5 separate regions of the Homo sapiens genome follow, and regions 1, 2, 3 and 5 are each linked to region 4. A link is a contact called in ENCODE Hi-C or POLR2A ChIA-PET data. All regions are on one chromosome and are shown on one strand. Each heading gives the region's core, a stretch centred on a gene start or an enhancer-like site at or near the end of the contact. The rest is flanking DNA. Distances are from core to core; before and after follow the strand shown. Region 1 holds the start of ZNRD2 (zinc ribbon domain containing 2). Region 2 overlaps FRMD8 (FERM domain containing 8). Region 3 holds the start of SCYL1 (SCY1 like pseudokinase 1). Region 4 holds the start of SYVN1 (synoviolin 1). Region 5 overlaps NRXN2 (neurexin 2).

The links. A loop is a pair of places that touch in the nucleus more often than their neighbours do. ChIA-PET counts read pairs that join two places held with the same protein, here RNA polymerase II (POLR2A). Pooled maps may share reads with other maps.
Region 1: a loop to region 4 is called in a map with no recorded cell type, with 8 times the contacts of the local background. The contact joins the promoter of ZNRD2 here to the promoter of SYVN1 in region 4. A Hi-C loop is called at or near these places in 8 of 37 single-sample maps with no recorded cell type and 11 of 50 pooled maps. POLR2A ChIA-PET finds 5 or more read pairs at or near these places in 2 of 52 experiments (AG04449 and activated B cell).
Region 2: a pooled map shows a loop between it and region 4 (4-fold over the local background). The contact joins the enhancer-like site here to the promoter of SYVN1 in region 4. A Hi-C loop is called at or near these places in 3 of 50 pooled maps. POLR2A ChIA-PET finds 5 or more read pairs at or near these places in 7 of 52 experiments (A673, CD8-positive, alpha-beta memory T cell, GM12878 and 4 more).
Region 3: a loop to region 4 is called in a pooled map, with 5 times the contacts of the local background. The contact joins the promoter of SCYL1 here to the promoter of SYVN1 in region 4. A Hi-C loop is called at or near these places in 12 of 50 pooled maps. POLR2A ChIA-PET finds 5 or more read pairs at or near these places in 5 of 52 experiments (CD4-positive, alpha-beta memory T cell, OCI-LY7, PC-9 and 2 more).
Region 5: a pooled map shows a loop between it and region 4 (8-fold over the local background). The contact joins the enhancer-like site here to the promoter of SYVN1 in region 4. A Hi-C loop is called at or near these places in 1 of 168 maps with a recorded cell type or tissue (CD8-positive, alpha-beta T cell), 1 of 37 single-sample maps with no recorded cell type and 7 of 50 pooled maps. POLR2A ChIA-PET finds 5 or more read pairs at or near these places in 1 of 52 experiments (activated B cell).

The regions. Positions count from the first base shown.
Region 1 is chr11:65,568,759-65,572,277 of GRCh38, reverse strand. It overlaps ZNRD2 (zinc ribbon domain containing 2), which reads right to left and starts at 1,801. Exons shown (of 4, transcript NM_006396.3): 1 at 1,768-1,801; 2 at 1,523-1,674; 3 at 1,308-1,392; 4 at 390-887. The coding sequence starts at 1,786. The coding sequence ends at 544. It overlaps ZNRD2-DT (ZNRD2 divergent transcript), which reads left to right and starts at 1,865. Exons shown (of 1, transcript NR_038923.1): 1 at 1,865-3,058. RefSeq lists enhancers at 1,484-1,713, 1,724-2,443.
Region 2 is chr11:65,406,306-65,409,834 of GRCh38, reverse strand. The region is part of intron 10 of FRMD8 (FERM domain containing 8); the gene reads right to left. Among named protein-coding and RNA genes, the nearest start is that of NEAT1, 15 kb to the left of the region's middle. Within about 2 kb of position 2,120, at least 2 of the 41 ENCODE cell types and tissues checked have a DNase peak (open chromatin) inside an H3K27ac peak, as active enhancers do.
Region 3 is chr11:65,523,231-65,526,332 of GRCh38, reverse strand. It overlaps SCYL1 (SCY1 like pseudokinase 1), which reads right to left and starts at 1,250. Exons shown (of 18, transcript NM_020680.4): 1 at 1,069-1,250; 2 at 619-759; 3 at 290-412; 4 at 1-209. The coding sequence starts at 1,179. RefSeq lists a silencer at 903-1,402.
Region 4 is chr11:65,132,939-65,136,026 of GRCh38, reverse strand. SYVN1 (synoviolin 1) reads left to right here and starts at 1,508. Exons shown (of 16, transcript NM_172230.3): 1 at 1,508-1,571; 2 at 2,409-2,557; 3 at 2,775-2,867; 4 at 2,953-3,088. The coding sequence starts at 2,426. RefSeq lists silencers at 829-1,012, 2,729-2,905 and enhancers at 998-1,507, 866-1,769, 2,058-2,127.
Region 5 is chr11:64,687,532-64,690,630 of GRCh38, reverse strand. NRXN2 (neurexin 2) reads left to right here. Exons shown (of 23, transcript NM_015080.4): 5 at 155-226. Among named protein-coding and RNA genes, the nearest start is that of NRXN2, 34 kb to the left of the region's middle. RefSeq lists enhancers at 1,682-1,731, 1,871-2,791. Within about 2 kb of position 1,775, at least 25 of the 41 ENCODE cell types and tissues checked have a DNase peak (open chromatin) inside an H3K27ac peak, as active enhancers do.

The sequences.
Region 1 (3,519 bases), core at 552-3,051, 440 kb before region 4:
AACAGTGGAGTCAGGAGACTGGCAAGTCCACACTTGGTGCCTAACGTGCCACCTGACGCTGGGGTCACCACAAACTCCTGTCGGTGTCTGAGTACCTGGGGTGGGCATGAGATGGGATAGGCTGATAGGGTCAGGATGCTCAGGGGAAGGAGGGGAATCTATCAAGGGGATCGGAACACAAAACCTCACTTCCAGGTGGGGAATGGACACCAGATGGCGGAAGAGGCTGCAGAGGTGCTGCCAGAGACAAGGCTAGGGTCCACCCCTCTGGCTGCTACCTTTGAAAAGGCTATGGCTTCTTCCTTAGAAAAGGGGCATCACATAGTCCTCTACCTACTCCCTCATCCTGACTGGGGAAACTGAGAAGAAACAAGCTCAACTCATCTCAGGGCGTCAAGGAGAGCAGAGTGGAGAGGTGAAGAGGCCAAAAGCTGGAAAAAGGTGAGTGGAGCTGGGGCTGGCATGCACACTTGGAACCAGGAAAAAAACAAACCACACAGAGGAACAGCTGTTTTTCTAGAGGGTTTTTCTCAGGGGCTTCTCTTAGTGCTGTAGCTGCTGCAGGCTGCGCAGGGCCTCCGCACATGCGCGGATAAGGCCACACAGCTGGATGCTAGTCTCCAGGGAGGTGCTAGAGCCCAGTTCAGCAGAGGCCCAGGTCAGCTTCTGCAAGAGGGCTGTCTGTGTGCAGGCCATGACATCTGTATTTGGAGGCACAGCAGGAGCAGGTGGCCCCTGGGCTGCCTTGAGTCCTGCTGCAGCTCCCTCACAGTGCTCCGGACGAGGTACTGGGGGCTGGGGCGCAGGTCGAGAGCCCAGGGGGAGCTCTGAGGCTGAGGCCAGCTGGTGCTCCCGAGCTTGGGAGAGGGCAGCCTGGGCATTCAGAGCTAAAAAGAGGAGAAAGTGGGTGGAATGGTCAGGATGCCTGGCCCACCTCAGCCCTGAGCCATCTCCTTTTCTGCTCTGCTCTTTCTGTGCTTGAGGTGTTTTCCCTGTCCCTCTATAAGGCAACTCATCCACTTTCTACTTTGTATCACATTTATGCCCTAGCTTCAATTCTCCATCAGTACTGGGCCTGGTTGAGCTCAGACTCTCGCGCAGTGGCTGGCACACAGGAGGTGCTTGGTGCTCTTATTGAGTTAAGGGTCCTCTTTAGAGCCTAAAGGAGAAATAATTTTACTTCTACCCCACCCAGAGACTCCACTGTCACCTCTCAGCCCTACTGTTCTCGGGCCTCTATCACCACTTAACCACGCTTCCCCCCTAAGCATATCCGGCCCCTCTCCCGGATTATTTTTTACTCTTACCGGGATTATCTTTATCCACGTCTGAGTCGAGTTCCTGACAAGCCACGCAGTAGATTTTCCGCTGTTTGTCTTGGAGGAGGATCGTCTACGGACCAAAAAGCACACGGGGCCGGAATGAGACGCCGGCAATGGGGTCCAGAGGGGAGGGCCGGGGAAGGGCTGAGTGGCCTGGCCCGCGGACCCATCCCCGGTCACTCGCCCGAGTCTCGCCTCACCCCGCAGTCCGCACACGTCTCGCCCAGCATGCGGTAACCGCGCAGCAGATAGTCGCCCATGAGCCGGGAGATGCGATCTTGCCGCTCCCGTCGCGCCTGCAGCACCTTCGTCTCCGCCTCAGTCGGGGGCTCCCAGGAGAAGTCGTCGACTTCTGGGGAAGAGAGGCATAGGGACTGGGGGTCTTGCCGGAGTGGGCTGCCTCCCGTACCTCACAGCCACAAACCCCTGCCGCCCAGGTCCTCACCAGCTCCGTTCAGGGCCATGTTGCCGTTGTCACCGCCGGGCTCACAGGAAGTGACGTCAAAGCGGAGCGCCCTCCGCTGCGGCTCCGCCCGTTCCATAGCTGCCGCGGATCAGGGCGGACGTGACGCCTTAGCGTGGTCCTCAGACCTCGCTGTGCCCGGGGTGGGGCGTGTCGGCTGCTACCGAGAACCTGCTCGGGGGACGCGTCCGTCAACCGGAATCCAGGGGACAGAAGCTTCCGACGCGCGAGGCCTCGGGAGGAGCGTCTCCTTGGTAACTCTCCTCCGGTCGCAAGACCTGGAAGTGGCCTCAGGGGGTCGCCCTTCCTGTCCGTCGTGGATGAAGGGGACCACTTGGCTTCAGAAATCCCCGCTGGCCTCCGCCTCCCCTGGGGTTTCCCTTTCGGCGCAGGCGGGGCAGCGGCGTCATCACAACCATCGCCACCCCAGTAATCACAGCGAGCGGCCCTTTGCGCACGCGTGGAGCCTTCTCAGGCCTCAGTACTTCTCACTTCGCCCGGCAAGGCTGGCCAGGAGGGGTGCATTCTCCCTTTCCGCGTATTTCAAGACCACTCCCCTTCTGCATGCTCGGTGTCCCAGTCTGTCTCCTCGCTGCCTCCCGAGGCCTGGAACTGAAGCAAAGTTCGCCCCGAAGCCGACCGTTCTTTGAAGTTGAAATCCTCAAAAAGCCTGCAGACTGAATAGCGCTGTACTGGGCACGCGCATTGCGCTTCCAGCCGCCCTTGGGTGCTGCGTGCTGGGCCGGGTCGGGTTGGGGCCTTCCTACATACTCTTGCGACCATTAGGCTCTTCTTGGGTGAGTTGCAAGTTAAAATTACCAGGGCTCTCTGAACATGGACCTTGGTGCTTTTTTTCTCTCTCCCTCTTCCGTGTTCTTTTTCAAACGCATCTTCTCCCTTATTAGATTCAGAGAAGCCAGACAGGGCAGGCAGGGGTCCTCAGATGTGCAGTCTGCAGGGCCTGAGGTTGTACACCAGGGCAGTGGAAAAGCAGCTAGGACTTGGACTTTCACAGTTACATCGACATTCTCCTCTTCCGGATGGCACATGCCCCCTCAATCTGACCTGAAGTCCCTTCCTCCTGGCCCCCTCTTCCTTCCACGTAGAACCCCTGGAACTGTCATTCTTGCTGCCTCCTGCTTACGTGGAGAGCCCTGTGTCCCTTTCACATCTCCATCTACCAGTCAGGCTCTTGGGCAGCAGCGTACCTGACTTAGGGCCTGTACCACAAGTCGTTTCTATCAGGCTGAATAGAGCCACCGTTTTTTGTGTGTTTGTTTGGTTTGGTTTGTATTTTTTGTAGAGATGGGGTTTCGTCATGTTGCCCAGGCTGGTCTCCAACTCCTGGACTCAAGTGATCCTCACACCTCAGCCTCCCAAAGTGCTGGGATTACAGCGAAGAGCCACAGCACCTAGCCTGAGGCTGACTAGAGGAACTGTCTCTGAACCATCTCTTGGACTCCAGCCTGTATGCACAGACCCCCAGGTTATTACCGTCTCCAGCTCCCAGCCCTACCCTGAATTCCTCAGTGCGCCGACTATGTCACCATCATGGCCAATATCCACTCAACTGTCTATTCTGCCTCGCACCTACAAAGAGCCTTACATGAGTCCTCTCACTTAATCTCTCCAATTTACTCCTCATGACAACCTTACATATCCCCACATAAGCAGGAAACTGAATAATTATTTTAAAATACAGTGTCGTTCTTGTACTAAAAACCATCTGGCTGC
Region 2 (3,529 bases), core at 871-3,370, 270 kb before region 4:
AGTACTGAGATTACAGGTGTGAGCCTAGCCAAGACGTTAATAAATTTTTCTTTTTCTTTTTTTTTTTTTGCGACAGGGTCTCACTCTGTCACCCAGGCTGGACTGCAGTGTTGTGATCCTAACTCACTGAAGCCGTAACCCTCTGGGCTCAGGTGATCCTCCCATCTCAGCCTCCCAACTAGCTGGGACTTCAGGCGTGAGCCACCATGCCCTGCTAATCTTTTAAATAGAGATGCGGTCTTGCTATGTTGCGCAGGCTGGTCTTGGACTCCTGGACTCAAGCAATCTGCCTGCCTCGGCCTCCCAAAGTGTTGGGATTACAGCCATCTCACCTGGCCAGATTGTTAATTTTAAAAAGTCAAGCAACAGAAGAAAAATGAGCAAAAGAAATCATCAGTAATTCAGGAAGGAAATCTAAATATGATCAAGCACGTAAAAATTTGCAATCGGCCGGGCACGGTGGCTTATTCCTGTAATCCTAGCACTTCAGGAGGCTGAGGCGGACAGATCACCTGAGGTCAGGAGTTCGAGACCAGCCTGGCCAACATGGCGAAACCCTGTCTCTACTAAAGATACAAAAATTGATCGGGCATGGTGGTGGGCGCCTGCAATCCCAGCTACTTGCGAGGCTGAGGCAGGGAGAATCACTTGAACCCGGGAGGCAGAGGTTGCAGTGAGCTGAGATCATGCCATTGCACTCCAGCCTGGGCAACAGAGCAAGACTGTCTCAAAAAAAAAAAAATTTCCAATCTCATTGTGTTCAAACACCAGCCCAGACAAGTTCCCTTTGGCTCGGAATGATTACACCCATTGTGGGTGAGGGCATGGGAGGCAGACACCATCTTCTCTGCTGGGGAGGGTACACCTGGGCACAACTTCTCTGGAAGGTGGCAGGTATGAAAAGCCTCTTCAAAATCAGCATATCGGCCAGGCACGGTGCTCACATCTGTAATCCCAGCACTTTGGGAGGCTGAGGTGGGAGGATCATTTGATCCCAGGAGTTTTGAGACCAGCCTGGGCAACATAGTGAGACGCTGCCTTGACAAAGAATTTAAAAATTAGCCAGGAGTGGTGGCTCATGACCTTAGTCCCACCTACTCAGGAGACTGCAGAAGGACTGCTTGAGCACGGGAGGTTGAGGCTGCAGTGAGCCTTGACTAGGCCATTGCACTCCAGTCTAGGCACTAGAGTGAAATCCTATTTAAAAAAAAAAATCTGCACACTTTTACATTAGCAAGGCCATTTCTAGGAAAGTATCCTGAGGAAACATTTCAGATTCTAAGGAAGGACTTTCCTGTAGGTGTGCTGTTTAGAAGAGCTGAACGCTGAAAACTGTAATGCCCACAAGCAGAGGACTGGGTCAAAATGAGCGTGCTAAAACCATGCCAAGGAATGCCACACAGTGGTCCAAATTACATTGTAGAAAAAGTTTGCTTTTTCTGATTATAAAACTTATTCTAGGGCTGGGCGCGGTGGCTCACGACTGTAATCCCAGCACTTTGGGAGGCCAAGGCGGGCGGATCACCTGAGGTCGGGAGTTGGAGACCAGCCTGACCAACATGGAGAAACTCCGTCTCTACTAAAAATACAAAATTAGCTGGGCGTGGTGGTGCAAGCCTGTAATCCCAGATACTTGGGAGCCTGAGGCAGGAGAATCGCTTGAACCCGGGAGGTGGAGGTTGCGGTGAGCCGATATCGCACCATTTCACTCCAGCCTGGGCAACAAGAGTGAAACTCCGTCTCCAAAAAAAAAAAAAAGAAAAAACAATTATTCTAAAAATTACAAGACTATAAAAATGACATGTTCATTGTAACAGATTTACGTGCTCCAAGAAGTACAAAGAAAAAGTCAAAGCTACAGCCGCTGACGGCCACAGCTGGGCCCGCCCTCCTCATGCGCATGGCTGCACACATGCTGTCCTGTTACTCATTTCCTTTTTTTTTTTTTTTTGAGACAGAGTCTCGCTCTGTCGCCCAGGCTGGAGTGCAGTGGCGCGATCTCCGCTCACTGCAAGCTCCGCCTCCCAGGTTCACGCCATTCTCCCGAGTAGCTGGGACTACAGGCACCCACCACCACGTCTGGCTAATTTTTTTTCTTTTTGTATTTTTAGTAGAGACAGGGTTTCACCTGTTAGCCAGGATGGTCTCGATCTCCTGACCTCGTGATCTGCCCACCTTGGCCTCCCAAAGTGCTGGGATTACAGGCGTGAGCCACCACGCCTGGCCATTTCTTTTTACTGAATATTATTTTGTGAACATCTTGCCATGTAAAATGTAGATCTCTGGCCGGGTGCGGTGGCTCACACTGTAATCCCAGCACTTTGGTAGTCCAAGGTGAGCAGATCACTTGAGGTCAGGAGTTTGAGACCAGCCTGGCCAACATGGCGAAACCCCGTCTCTACTAAATATACAAAACTTAGTTGGGCGTGGTAGCTCACCCCTGTAATCCCAGCTACTAGGGAGGCTGAGGCAGGAGAATCGCTTGAACCCAGGGTGCGGAGGTTGCAGTGAGCCAAGATCACACCATTGCACTCCAGCCTGGGTGACAGAGCGAGACTCTGTCTCTAAATAAATAAATAAATAAATAAATAAATAAATAAATAAATGTAGATCTTTGTTACTGCATTAAAAAACTTTTTATCATGGAATAATTCTAGATTTCTAGGAAAGCTGTAAAGGTGTAGAGAGTTCCAGAATACCGCCACAACTTCTCCCGATGACAGCATGTTCTGTCACCACATCAGAGCTAAGGAATGAACACTGACACAGTATCTGTTAACTAAAATTCTTTTGGACTTCAATAGTTTTTCCACAAATGTCCTCTCTTCCAGGATCTGACACAAGATGCATTTAGGGTATTCCTTTTTATTATTTATTTATTTATTTATTTATTTGAGACGGAGTTTCGTTCTTGTTGCCCAGGCTGGAGTGCAGTGGCGTGATTTTGGCTCACTGCAACCTCCACCTCCTGGGTACAAGCGATTCTCCTGCTTTCAGCCTCCCAAGTAGCTGGGACTACAGGCGACCACCACCACATCCAGCTAATTTTGTATTTTTAGTAGAGAAGAGTTTTCTCCATGTTGGTCAGACTGGTCTCGAACTCCCGACCTCAGGTGATCCACCCGCCTTGGTCTCCCAATGTGCTAGGATTACAGGCGTGAGCCACTGCGCCCGGCCAGGGTATTCCTTTTTAAAAACAGGGTCTCGGGCTTGGTGTGATGTTTCACGCCTGTAATCCCAGCACTTTGGGAGGCCAAGGCAGGTGGATCACGAGGACAGGAAATTGAGACCATCCTGGCTAACACGGTGAAACCCCATCTCTACTAAAAACAAAAAATTAGGGCCGGGTGCAGTGGCTCACACCTGTAATCCCAGCACTTTGGGAGGCCAAGGCGGATGGACCACAAGGTCAGGAGATCGAGACCATCCTGGCTAACACGGTGAAACCCCGTCTCTACTACAAATACAAAAAAGTAGCCGGGCGTGGTGGTGGGCGCCTGTAGTTCCAGCTACTTAGGAGGCTGAGGCA
Region 3 (3,102 bases), core at 1-2,500, 390 kb before region 4:
CTGCCACTGCTGTCAGCCAACTCCGGGGGGTCATACTGCTCAAGCTCGGGGATCCCCTTGCGGGGAGGTCCCCCACCGTTGCCCTGGGCCGAATACATGTAGTCCAGGCCCCCAAGCTTCCACTCGCCAGCTCGGTCCACGAACACGGCGGCCATGCAGACATTGTTGTGGATGAGGCTGCAGTCGTTGACCAGGAAGCTGAGGGCTTTCTGGGGGCAAAAGGAGCCATCACGCCCCAGCACCTGCAACCCCCCATCCCTGCTCTCATCACCACTGCCCCCCACCTCACCACGATCTGGTGTAGCCCCCAGGAGATCTCCAGCTCCTTCAGGCCACCAGCCTCCACTCTCGCCTTGAGGTATATTCCCAACGGGGTCACAGCCTCTGTCACGACGTGGAGGCATTTTTCTGTCTGGGGAAGGGGACACAGGGTTATCAAGGGCGGAGGGGCAGAGAGGAAGGAGAGATAAGCGACTTGAAGTTGGGAGAGATGGGGAAGAGGAAACCAAATCTGGGGGTGCTGGGGCACATAGGGTGGAAACAGGGCAGGAGGGGAGACAGGAGTGGGTAACCAGGACATCGTGAGGGGCAGAGACGGGCAGGCAAGGCAGCAGGTACCTCCAGTCCATCGATGTAAGCCAGGATGTTGGGGTGCCGTAGAGTTTTGAAGCGCTTGAAGGCAGCTTTGGCCACCTGGGTCTGCTCTTCCGCGCCAGGCTTCACATCATAGACGAAGATGGACACGGGGCTGCCTGTGGCCTAGGGGAGGGCAGCGGGGCCTGAGATGGTCCCAGAGCTGTTGTGTGGCCGGAAGACAAGGGCCCGCAGCCAGGTCTCTCCCCAGGTCAGCCTTAGGGACACTTCGCCGGGCCCACGTGACCCCGGCCCTGTCCGCCTGTCGGTCCCTCGGTCCCTCCGCCCGCCACGTAGGCACTGCCCGCCCCCTCCCCGGCCTGCTACCCCTTGGTTCCGCCGCCACGTCAGGCCGGGCGCAACGCGACGGGGTCGGCGGCGCGGAATAGGCAAGGCCCAGGTCGACCGCGGCCTACGGAGCTCGGCCGCACTCACCTTCTTGCGGCCGCGGTGCAGGGCCCAGGGCCCGGGCAGGCCGCCCTCTGGGGGCTCCGGGATGAGCTCGAACGGAAAGTCCCGGACCGGGTCCCGGGCAAAGAACCACATCGTCCCCACCGCCGCCGCGGGTTCGGGCGCCTTAGCTCCGGGTCCTCCGGCCGCCCGAGCCGGGGCGGGGCGGAGAGGGGGCGGGGCCTGCGTCAGACGGGGGCGGGGCCCGGGGGCCAGGGCGGGGCCTACGTCGGGGCGGAGCAGGACGTGAATTGGGGCGGGGTGGGGCAGAACCTGAGTTGGGGCGGGAAGGGGCGGGGACAAGGGAGGGGCGGGAGAGGGGCGGGGATGGGGGGGCTAGGGAGGGGCGGGGATGGGGGGGCTAGGGAGGGGCGGGGATGGGGGGGCTAGGGAGGGGCGGGGCAGTCCGGGGCGGCGGGCGGTACTAAGATCAGTACTCCGCCGCCGGGTAAGTCACTTAAAACCCTCCAAGCCTGTGAGCCCTTTTATCTAAAGAGGCCTAAATCCTAAAGGATAATAGAGCCTGCCTTCTAGCGTACTGTAAGGATGAGAGCTTAAGAAGGGACAGAGGGATGGGGAAACCGAGGCAAAAAGGGGGAGAGGTAGAAAGACTGACAGGCATGAGAGGGTGCAGTGAGGAGTGAGGCAGAGACCCAGAGAGGGAGACTGGCCCCACGCCAGACACTCTCTCCCACCAGCAAGTGGGTGCCTCCAGGCTCCGGGGAGGAGTCGGTCCTGGTGAAGTGACCATGAGAGAAGCACGAGGAGACGCCCCAGAGAAAGAGCGTGGGTGAGAGGCAGAGAGTGAATCCAAGGTTCCAAGGAGGTCCAGAACCCCGGGGCAGGGGCGGGCACCCAGGGAATGGAGGAAGGAGAGACTGAGGAGGGAAGAAGAAGTGACCCCAGGAAAGGAGGGAGGGAGAAGGAGCAACTGGGCAGGTCTGGAAGAGGCCAAAGGGCTGGGAGGGGACCCTGCTCTCCTGGGCTCAGCTGCCCGGCTCTCAAGCCAACGGATTGCATCTCTCAGTGCCTGTGTAGACAGCCATGGAGTGGTGTTAGCTCAATCAGCACATCACACTGGTGGGGATCCAGCCCCTGAGCTGTGTAGGAGGGGCTGGACAGGCAGTGGTTCTTCTGCTGGTAGGGTCTCAGGACCCAGGCTTGGGGACAGTGCCTCAACCACAGCTATGGAGCACTGGTGAGATTCTGGGACTGGTTATGAAAAGTCTGGTTGGGATGCCTTTGGGAGATAACTCAAGGGCAGAGATGCCACAGTGAGACGGTGCTGGGTTTCAATCACGGTTCAGCCCCTCATTGGATGTGAGAACTCACACAGTTCCCTTTGGGTGCGTTAGGTCCCCCATCTATAAACTGGGGTGAGGGCCAGGCACAGTGGTTCACGCTTGTAATCTCAGCACTTTGGGAGGCCGAGGCTGGAGGATCACCTGAGGTCAGGAGTTCCAGGTCAGCCTGACCAACATGTTTGAAGGGGGCCTGCCCCTCCACACCTGTGGGTATTTCTCGTCAGGTGGAGACAAGAGACTGAGAAAAGAAATAAGACACAAAGTATAGAGAAAGAACAGTGGGCCCAGGGGACCGGCACACTCAGTATACGAGGACCTGCACCGGCGCTGGTCTCTCAGTTCCCTCAGTATTTACTGATTACTATTTTCACTATCTCTGCAAGGGGACTGCGGCAGAACAGGGTGATGGTGGGAAGAAGGTCAGCAGGAAAACATGTGAGTAAAGGAATCTGCATCATAAATAAGTTCAAGGGAAGGTACTGTGCCCGGATGTGCACGTAGGCTGGATTTATGTTTCTCTTTACCCAAACATCTCAGTGTAGCAAAGAGTAACAGAGCAGTATCACCGCTAGCATATCTCACCTCCAGCCATAGGGCAGTTTTCTCCTATCTCAGAATAGAATGACTGGTGGGCTTTACACCAAGACATTCCATTCCCAGGGACATACGGGAAACAGAGGCCTTCCTCTTATCTCAACCGCAAAGAGATCTTCCT
Region 4 (3,088 bases), core at 259-2,758:
GCAGTCACTAGAAAGTTACAGATAGGCAAGGTGTTGTGGCTCACGCCTGTAATCCCAACACCTTGTGGGGCTGAGGTGGGAGGATCGCTTGAGCCCGGGAGGTCGAGGCTGCAATGAGCCCTGATGGCGCCAATGCACTCCAGCCTGGGCGACAGAGCAAGACCCTGTCGCAAAAATTAATAAATAAATAAATAAAAAGAAAAGGGGGAAAAAAAGTTATACGTGGCCTTACGGGGAAGCCAACTCTGACTGGTTATAAGCTGAAACTGTCAAGTCAACAGGTGGCAGGGAAGATGGCTGAGACCAACAGCACAGAGATTTAGAGGCAGACAGACCTGGCGCCAATCCTAGGACAGGTTTTGGTAAGCCTTTGAATTTCAATTGCCCCACGTTTCGGGGGAGGGGGTAGCACCCCCTAGCTCATAAACCTTAGTGATTGATGATTAAATGAGATGACGGAGGAAAACGCAAGGCACAAAGTGGATGCATTAGCTCCATTTTGTTAATCAGCAGGCTTAGTTGGCTGCGACCCAGACACGAACTAAAATACAGTGCAGCCCAGGACCAGTGGGGGTCTTGCTTATGGCTCAGAGCTGAACAACACATGGGCAGCAAAATCAGACACTGAGATGCGGGCAGGCCTGCGACGCTGAAGTCAATTCCTTTGAACAAACAGAACACTTCCGTCCCAAGATTAGCAGGAATTAATCTCCCAGTCTCGGGTACACCTGGTTGTCCCTCCCTGTCCTGGCGCGGCAAACGTTCCCGGAGGCCAGCCAGGGATCACTCGCCCAAGGACTGAGCTTTCCCTACTCTCAGCCAACTGGAGCGGGACCAGGGCCTAGGCAACGCAGCTGTCCGCCCCTAACAACCACTCACCTGCTTTCCCCTTTCTATAGGCCAGCAAAGGTACATTCTTTTTCTTATTGGGCCGCGTAACTTATCGCAACCAATCAGTGGCAGCCACGGGACCCAACTCACTCCCACACAACTTGTGGGGGTGATCATGGAGAAGACAAATTTTTGTTTTCCGCATCCAGTTCTCTCAGAGAGCACCGTATTTGTCAAACTGTTGTGACTCTCCCTAAATGTTTAAGAAAACATTTCATTCCCCTCAGGCTTGTATAGTCTGTCCCTGGCCTACTCCCCGCTCCAGGTGGTACAGCCCGCAAGCGGCTCCCCTTCCCAGCTGCTCGCGGGGCCGAGTCCCCCAGTCCGAGGAGGCCACTCAGCGCAGGAGCCATACCATCTGTGACTAATAAATAATAGGGGGACCTCCGACTCCCCCCTGTTGCCTTATTACCTTCCGACCACCTCTCGGACCTCTTGCCCAGCCCTTCCCCGTAGACATCACCCCAGATACGGTGGTGACACCATTGCTATGGGCCCACGTAGGGCGCAGTGCGAGCCAGGGCAGGACGCACTTGGTACGACCCACGCCGCGCCCCGCGCCGCCGGAAGTGAGGTGTCTGACCCCCGAAGTTCCGGTTCGCAGGGGGTGGGGAGTGTTGTTAACCGGAGGGGCAGCCGCAGTCGCGCGGATTGAGCGGGCTCGCGGCGCTGGGTTCCTGGTGAGTGGGGCGAAGTCTGGCCCGAGTTGTGGTTGGGGTCGGGACCCGAACCTTCCCCTTGAGGTCTCCGGAGTCGGCACGCCCCTCAGCCCCGCCGCACGCTTTCGGCCTGTCAGCTGGCCGGAGACCTCAGACGCCGGTGCGGCCGCTTTGCTCAAGCCTGGGCCCTGCCTGCGACGCCCGCAACTCCTGGTGCTCACAGGTGCGCGGCCGCGAGGGCGACCCGGCTCCTCCCGTCCCGCTGCTGCTCTCTCCCGTCCCGCTGTTTTTGTGGTGCTCTGAGTTGACACTACTCCGGGGGTCGGGGGACCCCAGGATTCCAGGCTGACGTTCCCCGCCCGCTCCCGCAGGGCGGGCGTCCGAACTGCCCACCCTAACACAGCTGTCACCGGCGCTGTCGCCTGCCCAGCCTGCTATCCTCTGTGCCTTGGCTGCTCTCAGCCCTGGCTGCGCATTCCCGCCCCTGGAGCAGATTTCTGCTGTTGCCTCCCACCCCATCTTCTCCACCGGAGGGTCAGCGGTGCAGCTCCCCCTCCTCCAACATTGCAGCTTTTCCTCATCACCTCCCTAGAGGAGGCGGCTTGGCAGGCAGCGTGGAAAGAGCCCTAGATTTGAAGCAAGACTGACCCAGGTTCCAGGCCTTGCGTCAGTGTGATCACTTAACCCCTTCGAGTCTAATTTGTAAAATGGGGTAGCGTAAGCTATTCTTTGTCTGATGATTTCGAGGGCGAAATGTGATTTCCCCCCCACTTTCTCCTATGAATTGAGGCTGTGCCAGGCACCGGGCTATTTTGCACAGCACGAGCATCACATAAGTTATTTTCTTGCCCCATGCAGGTCTCCGGGCCAGGGCAATGTTCCGCACGGCAGTGATGATGGCGGCCAGCCTGGCGCTGACCGGGGCTGTGGTGGCTCACGCCTACTACCTCAAACACCAGTTCTACCCCACTGTGGTGTACCTGACCAAGTCCAGCCCCAGCATGGCAGTGAGTTCAGGGCTCAGGGAGGGAGGAACTCCCTGGGAGGGAAGGAGGAGTCTGCCTGGGCAAGGGGCGGGGCTAGAGGTCAGGTAAGTAGGGAAGTAGCCGCCAGCTGCCTAACTTTGAATAAACTGTGATGAGGATGTGGAGGATCCTGCATGATGAGTCCCAAGGAGAGGAAAGCAGAAAGTGACCTCAAACCACAGCCTCTCCCCACTCCTAGGTCCTGTACATCCAGGCCTTTGTCCTTGTCTTCCTTCTGGGCAAGGTGATGGGCAAGGTGTTCTTTGGGCAACTGAGGGCAGCAGAGATGGAGGTAAGATGTCGGCTGCCCCAAAGGTGAGGGCAGGGTGCTGGGAAAGAATGTTTGGTATCCACATTATTCCCTGCCTGGCCCCCAGCACCTTCTGGAACGTTCCTGGTACGCCGTCACAGAGACTTGTCTGGCCTTCACCGTTTTTCGGGATGACTTCAGCCCCCGCTTTGTTGCACTCTTCACTCTTCTTCTCTTCCTCAAATGTTTCCACTGGCTGGCTG
Region 5 (3,099 bases), core at 526-3,025, 450 kb after region 4:
GGTCTTGAAGGCAAGGGAGTCCCCAGAAAAGCCTCTCCTCCCCTGTCCGTGCAAGCAGCACCTCCACCCTGGAGAGGGCCCTTCATCCCCTCAAGGCTGGGGAGGGACTGGCTCGGTACCCCCTGTGCCTGACTCCCCAATTCTGCTTCTCCAGTAGGGTCCTTACTGTTCTCCGAGGGGGGGGCCGGGAGAGGAGGAGCCGGCGATGTGCACCAGCCAACAAAAGGTCAGTGACCCCCATGGTCCCCAGAGAGCCCAGCCCTCATCCTGCTGCAGGCTAACTGTGCTTCCTGGGGGGAAGCCAAGTCAACGCAGGCACATCCCCTTGTCCTCTCTGAGGCCTGTGGGAAGTGATGGGTCTGCTCCCCGAGTGCCATTCCAAAGGCCCCATTAGCTGCCCTGATGTGAAGGGCCACAAACCTCCATTTCTTTCGCAAAGCCCAGTTGTTCTGATGACTTCTTTCTAGAACACAGGTATCTTTTTATGTGGCAGTTGTTCAGGCTGATCCCTAGGAAGTATCTGTTTCTTTGTTAAGGCAACCAGGCAGCACGGCAACCCCAATTTAACCATCAAATTCTGGAAGCCTGCTAGGTGCCCAGTCCAGGGAAATTCTGATTGGGAGCTGTGGCCAGCACAGGGCCTTTAAGCCTGCTTGGGGGCTCTAGCTCCTTTTTCTGTACTGAGGCTGCCTTTCTTAAGACAATCTCTTTCCTAAGAAGTTTACAAGCCACTATAACAAGTCCTCAAGGAACTCCAGTGGGTGCCAAGCACTGGGGCTATGGAGTCCCATTTCCATTCTTTAGTCTGCTCTTCTGTTTGCCTGGATTTCCGCCATCCTTGTCCTCTCCCCAATGACTTGGTGTGTCTCTTTCGTCTGACTCTTGAAAAAGCAGCCAGGCCATGCACACTGGAAGTCTCCTTGAACACCCCAGGTGAACCTGGTCACTTCCACACTTTGTCCACACTTCCACTAGAAGGCTCATCACACTGTATCATAACTGTCACTTTACCTGTTTGCTTCCCCAACTAGACCAAGCTCCTTGAGGCCAGGGATTGGATATTTTTGTTCCTATGCCCCCGGTGCTTCACACAGCTCTTGGCACATAAGTAGCTGTGTGCTCAGCAAATTTATTTTATATGAGCCAATGGGCTCTGTTACTAAGGGGCTGATTGATGTTCTAACACCTACAATAAAGTGTGGTCCATGCAAAGTACATGAAAAGTGCAGACTCTTTTCAGAGGAGTTAATTTATTCATTGAGGCCAGGCACGGTGGCTCATGCCTGTAATCCCAGCACTATGAGAGGCCGAGGTGGGAGGATCACTTGAGGCCAGGAGTTCAAAACCAGCCTGGCAACATGGTGAGACTCCATTAAAAAAAAAAAAATCATTGAGAAAGAGAGGGAGACACAGAGAGAGGCAGGACACTAGCAGAAAGTTACCAACTGGCATGAGTCGTTTATTTGTGGGATGCTTTATGGTTGAGGAAGCTGGACCCCACCCTTTCTCTTTCTGAGGTGCCCACAGCAGCCTGTGCAGTTCCTGATGATCAGCTCCATTTTCCAGACGGGGAAGCTGGGACTTAGAGCCCAGCTTTGTGACCAGCGAAGGTCACAAAGCTGGTGGTGGAGCCAGCACTAGCGCCCAGGTCTTCTTTCTCACATCACATTTCCTCTCCAGGGAGCAGTACAAGATGTTATTAGGCAGTAAGTGCCAAGTGAGCAGAACAGACAGCTGTAGAGCTCGAGAGTAGGGAGGGCGGAGGGGGGCGCTGGAGACCTTCCCAGAGGAGGTCTGGGAGCTGGGCCTGGAAAGAAGGCAGCTGCTTTGTCCCTCATGCATGGTTCTCAGAAATGCAGGACCACAACAACTAGTCTCTAGCCACATTCACTGGGGACACTTGTAGGGCTACAGACTCCCCAACTGTGGGAGATAAACGAGCATCAGCTATTATCTTCCTTTCTCGGTCCGGAGCAATTAGGGGCGGTAATTGTGCAAGCGCTGCTGGGAGTTGTAGTTCCCAGTCGCGCCAGACCGGCGAGATAGGGGAGAGCGCCCCCTGGTGCTTCAGGGCTTGTTCAGCCCAGATCTTGTTTGTGCTCTGCTGAGCCCCTCCGCCGCCCCTACAGGCTCACCCCAGTAGAATCCCTCCACCAGTCCCTTGAAGTCATGCTCCGACCTCCCCTACTCAGGTTCTCTCTCTCTCTCCTCACCATCTTCGGGTTTTCTTTCCACACTTGCTCATCTCTTTTTCTGTCCCTCTTCTCGAAGGCTTTCAGGTTCTCTTTGGCTGCTCCTCAGGCCTCTTGGCGTCTCTGGGCTGACCCAGGTCTCCGGTGGTAAAGGGACTGGAGCCCGTGGAGGCGCAGGCTCCAGAGTAGCTAGCTTTGCCACCCACCCCAGGAGACTGGAGGCAGGGCTGAGGAGTCGAGAAATGGCCTCGTTTCTCCACTTGGCCTTGGCAGCCACTGTCCAGCCCCAGACCCGCCTCTTTCCTTTTTGCTGGCCTCTTGTTCTGTCCCAATCACTTACTCACATGGTTGCCTTATTCTTTTCTTTCTTTCTGTTTGACTCTCTTTAATGATACTTTCTTTGACTGCAGTGAAGGTGAGGGAGTGGGAGGAATGGCTTCTGGGTGGGACTAGTACATGTGGCAAAACCAAGGTCAAACATTCCTTTTTCTGGTCCTTGAGCCCCCTGGTTCTCCTAGTGCCTGGGCAGCAGGCTTCGTTGCTATGGAAACAGCAAGGCCCCAGAAAGCCTTGGCTTCTGTTCCCTAGAGGTCCCTGTCCACTTTCGTTGCTGGCTCTCTTCCCATCTCCTGTACCTGTTCCCGCAGGGCTTGCTCCTTTTCTTTATCCAGATAGCCGCGCTCATCCCTTCTTGCTCCCTCACAGCCCTGAGCCGTCTTCATTTCTTGTCTGTCTCTGCGATGGTTCTCCTTTTCCTGGCTCTGCCCCACCTCCCTCCTTCCCTCCTCCTTGCCACTCTTCCCCGCCTTACCCTCTTGTCTCTGCTGGGGTCCTCACTTTTGCTTTCTGGCCCTCCCCGCTGGTACCATAAGTAGACAGAGGAAGGGATTCAGACTGTCCCGATGTT